Linked DNA regions of Homo sapiens: region 1 is linked to region 2. A link is a contact called in ENCODE Hi-C data. All regions are on one chromosome and are shown on one strand. Each heading gives the region's core, a stretch centred on a gene start or an enhancer-like site at or near the end of the contact. The rest is flanking DNA. Distances are from core to core; before and after follow the strand shown. Region 1 overlaps PUS10 (pseudouridine synthase 10). Region 2 has its middle 34 kb from the start of MIR4432.

Region 1 (3,409 bases), core at 618-3,117, 640 kb before region 2:
TGGCCAGGCTGGTCTCAAACTCCTGACCTCAGGTGATCCGCCTGCTTCAGCCTCCCAAAATGCTGGGATTATAGGCGTGAGCCACTGCACCCGGCCTTGGTCAGATTTCAAAAGGGTTATTGTCTTTCTGTGTTATAAGTGGGACTTAGCCTAGGTTTTGACTTTAGTATTTTCTTTCTCCAAATGGTCCAGTATCTTCAAGGTTAGGGAAAGGATTCTTGGTAAAAATATGAAACCAGAACTCTCATAATTATTTAACAAGTGTGATCATTTAAAAAGAGTAATGGTAAACCACCAGTTTATTTTGTGATTCTCTAAAATGATAACTCTGGAAATAAAATTTAAATTACAATTTTAGCACTTTCCCATCACATTTATGTTCAGGTTTTGTTATCAGATGACTGGAATAGGTGCAAAGATGTTTTGAGTCAAATATTTTATTACAGCACCTATCTTAAAATTCAGGAATTTCAAGTCATTTTTGTGAGGAGCTATTTTTGACTTCCTTTTTTTTTTTTGCTCTGAGGAAGATTGATGCATGTATGTGTGATGATGAATTATGATGGTGAAGTCCCTTAATTGGAGGTGGAAGTCCCAATGAAGTTTTTAGCCACATCCTTTGTCATGGATATGTCCAAATGTCCAAGAAGAGGGGGCTAGGTGGCAAGTGCTACCTTGAAGTCAGACACATCCAAACTCATTGTCAGAAACCTCTTTCTTAAGGAATAGTACTACTACTTTCTTCCCTCCAAGCAGAAGGAAGGACCAGCAAAATAGTCTTTGGCCAGGTTTGTCAGTTACGAAGTGTCGATCTGGCCGGGCGCGGTGGCTCACGCCTGTAATCCCAGCACTGTGGGAGGCCGAGGCAGGCAGATCACGAGGTCAGGAGATCGAGACCATCCTGGCTAACAGGGTGAAACCCCATCTCTACTAAAAATACAAAAAATTTGCCAGGCTTGGTGGCAGGCGCCTGTAGTCCCAGCTACTCGGGAGGCTGAGAAAGGAGAATGGCGTGAACATGGGAGGCGGAACTTGCAGTGAGCCGAGATCGCGCCACTGCACTCCAGACTGGGCAACAGAGCAAGACTCCATCTCAAAAAAAAAAGTGTCAATCAATTGCAGTGCTACAGCTGCTCCTCCTTTTTAAAATTAGGTTTTACTGCTCCAAATATTGAAAGTTATTTTTACAAATCTTCCCTTTTAAATAAAACTGAATATATTTTTCCTCACTGATATTAATACAGGATCAATACTAGTGGAATCTGTTTTCTAGACTAGATACCATTCAAGGCCCCAGGTGGAAATGTTTAGCTGGGAATTTTGTCTTAAAAAACTGAGTATCTTTCTCCTTGCCATTATGTTTATTATGCAAAGTTATCCAGTTTTTCTTAATGTAATACATATTTTCCAGTCAATTTGGACCTTTCTTTTTTTCTTTTTTTTTTTGAGACAGAGTCTCACCCTGTCTCCCAGGCTGGAGTGCAGTGGCATGATCTCAGCTCACTGCAACGTCCACCTCACGGGTTCAAGTGATTCTTCTGCCTCAGCCTGTCAAGTAGCGGGGACTGCAGCCATGTGCCGCCACACCTGGCTAATTTTTTTGTATTCTTAGTAGAGATGGGGTTTCACCATGTTGGCCAGGATGGTGTCAATCTCCTGACCTTGTGGTCTGCCTGCCTCAGCCTTCCAAAGTCCTCGGATTACAGGTGTGAGCCACTGCGCCTGGCCTGGACACTTTCATAATTTATAAAACTCTGATGTAAAAAACCCTAGTTGAGCACTGGATTGACATTTCACAGGGCTACTTCCTTTTTATTGTGTGTAGCTTTTGGTTTCACAATTAGTGCGTCAGAGATCAGCTGGATATATGGCAGTCTCCAGAGCCAGGGCAAGAGTGCTCAGCACGTACTTGCAGAGGGCTAGTTTTTTATCTTTAAAAATTAAATCCATGGCAAATTAAAGAGCCATATATCGTATTCATTAAATTATAATTTGAAAGCTACTTGTGTAAGTAAATGTTGCGGTATCGAGTATGATCAAAACCTTTGATTCTTTTTTCTGGTGGAATCTAAGTTTCTCTCTAAACTGGTTGTTAAAATGTTATTGCCAGTAGCTGAGTAAAGATAATGTGAGGGGAACTAACTTGTGTGGGGAAAAAATAAAATGGATTTTATTTAAATGTGGTCATGAGCCATATAAAAGGAAATGAAATAATAAAATAGATGCAAAGGTATTAACATAAATAGCCCTTTTAGTCTTATATTAAGAAGCATAATATGAAGTGATTTCTATTTAGAATTTAGTTCACATCCAGGATTTAAATTTTCTGTGAGGCTGGGGTGTTATGATGTGTATTGATTATCTGATATTCCTTTAGTATTATCACTAGAAATTCATATTAGAAATCGTGAGTTGGTGATTTTAGTGAGACTTTCATATTCTGAAAGCATCACAGAAATTCATGACCTGTTGTGGAGTGGGCATGTGCACTCATGCCCTATTGAGTAAATCAGTAGCTAGTCATGAATGCTAAATTTGTATTCCAAAACATTTTTTTTTAAATGTAGACATGTATTAAGGTACTTCTGGCTGCGTATAGTGGCTTATGCCTATAATCCCAGCACTTTGGGAGGCTAAGACAGGGGAATCACTTGAGGCTAGAAGTTCACGACCAGCTTGGTCAACATGGCGAAAACCCGTCTCTACTAAAAATGTAATGTAAAAATTAGCTGGGTGTGGTGGCAGGCACCTGTAGTCCCAGCTACTTGGAAGCTGAGGCAGGAGAATCGCTTGAACCCAGGAAGTGGAGGTTGCAGTTAGCTGAGATCGCACCACTATACTCCAGCCTGGGTGACAGAGCGAAACCCTGTCTCAAAAAAAAAAAAAAAAAGTGCTTCTGTTGAGTAACATTCAATCTGCAACTTGTTTCTTAGGTGGCATGCAGCAACTGATATTTCAGTTACTGCTTTATTGGTCTGGCCCCAGGGAGGTGTCCCCTACCACGTTAAATTGGAGGTCATATGGTCTGTGCACAATGACTTTTCCCCTCCAATTTTCGTAATATTTATTTCTTTTTCTTGCTTTGTTGCATTGGCTAAGATCGCTAGTACATTGTTAAACAGAATTAGGGATAATGAGAATTCTTTTGGATTATTTTTCTGTTTGAATTCTACCCCCTCACACATATCATTATCTTAGAAGTTATGCATTTACAGTTTTTCCTTTACTCTTAAAAGTACTAATTAAATTGGTACTCCCATTTCTACAAAAAATAAAAAATTAGCTGGACATGGTGGTGCATGCCTGTAGTCCCAGCTATTCAAGAGGCTGAGATAGGAGGATTGTTTGAGCCCAGGAAGTTGAGGCTGCAGTGAGCCAAGATTGAGCCATTGCACTCCATCCTGGATGA
Region 2 (3,009 bases), core at 322-2,821:
AGGCTTAGGCGGGAGGTGGTGTAGTTGAAGAATGAGACAGTGAGTCTGTGGGATTGCCATCCTGACTGAAGCAAAGAGTGTGTTTTGGGAACTGGTCAGCCAGCCGACCATCAAGAGAAGAGTAGAATAAGAGTAGAAATGGACATCCACCTGTCACATGACTAAATTGTTTAACCCAAATAAAAGCTAATCAATTAACAAATAAAGCTAATCAATTAGCTTTATAAATGAAGCTAATCAGTTGCTAAACTGTGCTCTATTCTTCTGCCTTGACATAAGAATCTTTGACCTGGAACAGGTTTGAATTTAGAATTTTCCACTCCATGGACTATGGCACTGGAGGGTGGTGAATTACATTTCCCGATCAGTGCCAACAGAAAGAGAATAGGGCTTGTGATAATCAGATATATTTGCCCAAATCACTTGGATAAGTTTTTCTCCTCTGTCAATGCTGAAGCACGCTGGTGCTGGAGCAGGAAATCACAGCCCAGAGAAGGTGAGCAGGTGCCCTGTTCACACAGAGCTTGGAAGTTCTAATCTCTGACCTGAAGTGAGACATTGAAATAGAAATCTTTCTCTTCCTCCTCCCTCCTTACCCTACCCCCAGCCAACAAAGAAAGAAATGCAGGTGCATTTAACTTTGCCTGTAACTTTCTGTTCTGCAATGAAAATGGCCTCCTGTGTTTTTGTTTCACAAGCACAATTAAAAGTCTAATTTCAAAGCTACAATAGGGAAGCAAGGGCGTCAGTAAGAAACCCAGAACTTGATGCAAATAATTGAGCCATTTTTAATTTGTTCAGTGTGATCAGGTAGGGGGAAATTCTATATTTAAATATAACCAACCACCTTGAACCTTGTATGGAAGTAACTGTGTAAGAAATGTTTGGTAACATGTTGCTGAAGTTGTAAAATGTGTACCTCCCAAAACAAGGATATTCAAAAGTTAAGTTTCTCACGGTGATGTTAACACATCCGCATCGCGTTGCACATGCTGTACAATTCTGCATCATAAAAAATGGATTTACAAGCTTAAGTACTACTCGGGAATATTACATGTGTGGAATGTGGCTGGGTTAATGTCACTGTGAGACCCTTAGCCGTTGCCAAGGAGGTTTCCTGAGCCTCAGCTGGGGCCAGGCGGGGGCAGACTGGAGAAAGCCGCTGCTGCCTGGGCCTGCAACTTTGCCTAATGAACAAAAACACCATTTTGGCCTCAAAGATCTTGAGCTCCACAAGCCACAAATCACAACGAGGAAGAAATCAAACATTAAGGTTTCTCTCGGATTATTATTGACCAGGACGGTCTGGAAATTATAGGATCTTTCTAAATGTGGGCAGGGGCTTCCGTGAGGTCCAGCAACACAGTGGCATTTGCTTTTACTGCTGCTATTTCTCTGTTTCTGGTTTTACTTACTCTGACCCCTCTCCACACCAGAGCCGGTGTGAGAGCTGCTGTCACCTGGCCTTTCCCAGAGCTGGAGGGAGTCCCTGGGGGACGAGTTGGGTGGCAGGTGATGCGTGTAGACTAGGATGTGAGATTAACTCCAGTCCGAAAGGGCCCTGGGATAAATTACACATGTCCGAACATATCCATAGAGGAGGAGTTGAGTGGAAATAGGCTTCAGGGGCAGCCAAAGAGGGAAAAACATGAGGACATTGTGTGTGTGTGTGTGTGTGTGTGTGTGTTGCTGTAATGATGGGAGGGAGGATGCAAGGCAGGACTTACGGGTCCTAGCCAGCTGTGCTGCACCTGGTCCGTGAGGCAGTGTGGAGTCCACCGAAACGACCCTCAAGCCTGATGCCAGTTCCAGAAGCCCAGTCGGCAACTCTGCCACCTTACACTCCTCTCCCCGTGGAACTGCCTGGGGGTGCTGGCATGGGGACATGAGGGATGTCTGACAGGAGAAACAAGCATTTCAAGAGTGTGTGGTTGGCTTCGCTGTCCTTTGGGGGGAGGAACTGGAATCAGTCAACAGGCAAGTAAGTTGTTATTGCACACCTTTTATGTATTCTGCTGGGCCGTGGGCTGCGGAGGGCACTAAAGGGGTAGAACATCCTGCTCCTCTTGAAGACGCCCAGCCTTTGGTCCCATGACCTCAGGCACATGCGTAATCTAAGCGGCAGCCCAGAACTCATGACGGGTGCCCAGTTCCTTGATGCCTCCTGAAGGAAATGCTGCAAGCTGTTCAGAGGATGGAGACTGCATGGGGGTGTTCGTAGGCAAGGAAGGCTTCAAGAAAGAGGCAGCTCTGAGCTGCTTTTCAAAGAAGAGAGGATTTAGACAGGCAGAGAGAAGTGGGGATCACTCAATAGAAGTAAATTCCACAAGCTCTGATCTCTATCCCTAATAGGGAACGGGGCTCCTAACAATAGCTTTTTTTTGTGGTCTGAATTCAGGCCCGACTCCCAGTTCCAGCCTGAACACTGGTCAGCTGAAGACAACGCTGCCACCTTCATCTCTTCCCTGCCTGTCCTGCTTACAACAGTTGCAAGAAGTTTATACCCACATTAAGCCCCCAGAGGCAGGCTGGCAGCCAGCCTTCGCCACTGGTGCAGAGAACTGAGTCAACCACCCGGTGTTCCTGGCTGCTCCCCCTGAGAAGCTTTCCCACCCTGTTCCCTGAGTCGAGAGTCTTGGCTGGGCACCTGCTGCACTGTGGACGTGCGGACGCGGCCTCCAGAAGGGGGAAGGGAGCCCTGGCTGGCTTCTCTGAGACGTGTTGAGTGGCTTGCCATTGAAGACTGTTTCCTCACTCAGGCAGCTGCATGCCCCAAGTGAGTGACTTCCTCTCTCTGGACTCAGTTTCTGAATCTGTAGACAAAGAGGGTGGACCAGATGGTCTTGGAGGTGCCTTCCAGGTCACATCTCTCCTGTTTCTAACAGCAGGTGGAAGCAGGTGAGGAGGGCAGTCGGGCAGAGAGGAATGGAGAGGAATTCCCCCACAGAGGCTCTTGGGAACCACACAATTCCCCATTCTGGTGCCACCTGCTTCAAGGATGTGAGTGAG

The links. Hi-C counts contacts between places; a loop is a spot of excess contacts on that map. Pooled maps may share reads with other maps.
Region 1: a loop to region 2 is called in a pooled map, with 3 times the contacts of the local background. The contact joins two enhancer-like sites. A Hi-C loop is called at or near these places in 3 of 37 single-sample maps with no recorded cell type and 1 of 50 pooled maps.

Annotation. Positions count from the first base shown.
Region 1 is chr2:60,991,494-60,994,902 of GRCh38, reverse strand. All of the region lies in intron 4 of PUS10 (pseudouridine synthase 10), which reads left to right. Among named protein-coding and RNA genes, the nearest start is that of PEX13, 25 kb to the left of the region's middle. RefSeq lists an enhancer at 1,608-1,957. Within about 2 kb of position 1,867, at least 5 of the 41 ENCODE cell types and tissues checked have a DNase peak (open chromatin) inside an H3K27ac peak, as active enhancers do.
Region 2 is chr2:60,351,698-60,354,706 of GRCh38, reverse strand. No RefSeq gene overlaps it. Among named protein-coding and RNA genes, the nearest start is that of MIR4432, 34 kb to the left of the region's middle. RefSeq lists enhancers at 1,006-1,055, 1,196-1,275, 1,756-2,255. Within about 2 kb of position 1,571, at least 5 of the 41 ENCODE cell types and tissues checked have a DNase peak (open chromatin) inside an H3K27ac peak, as active enhancers do.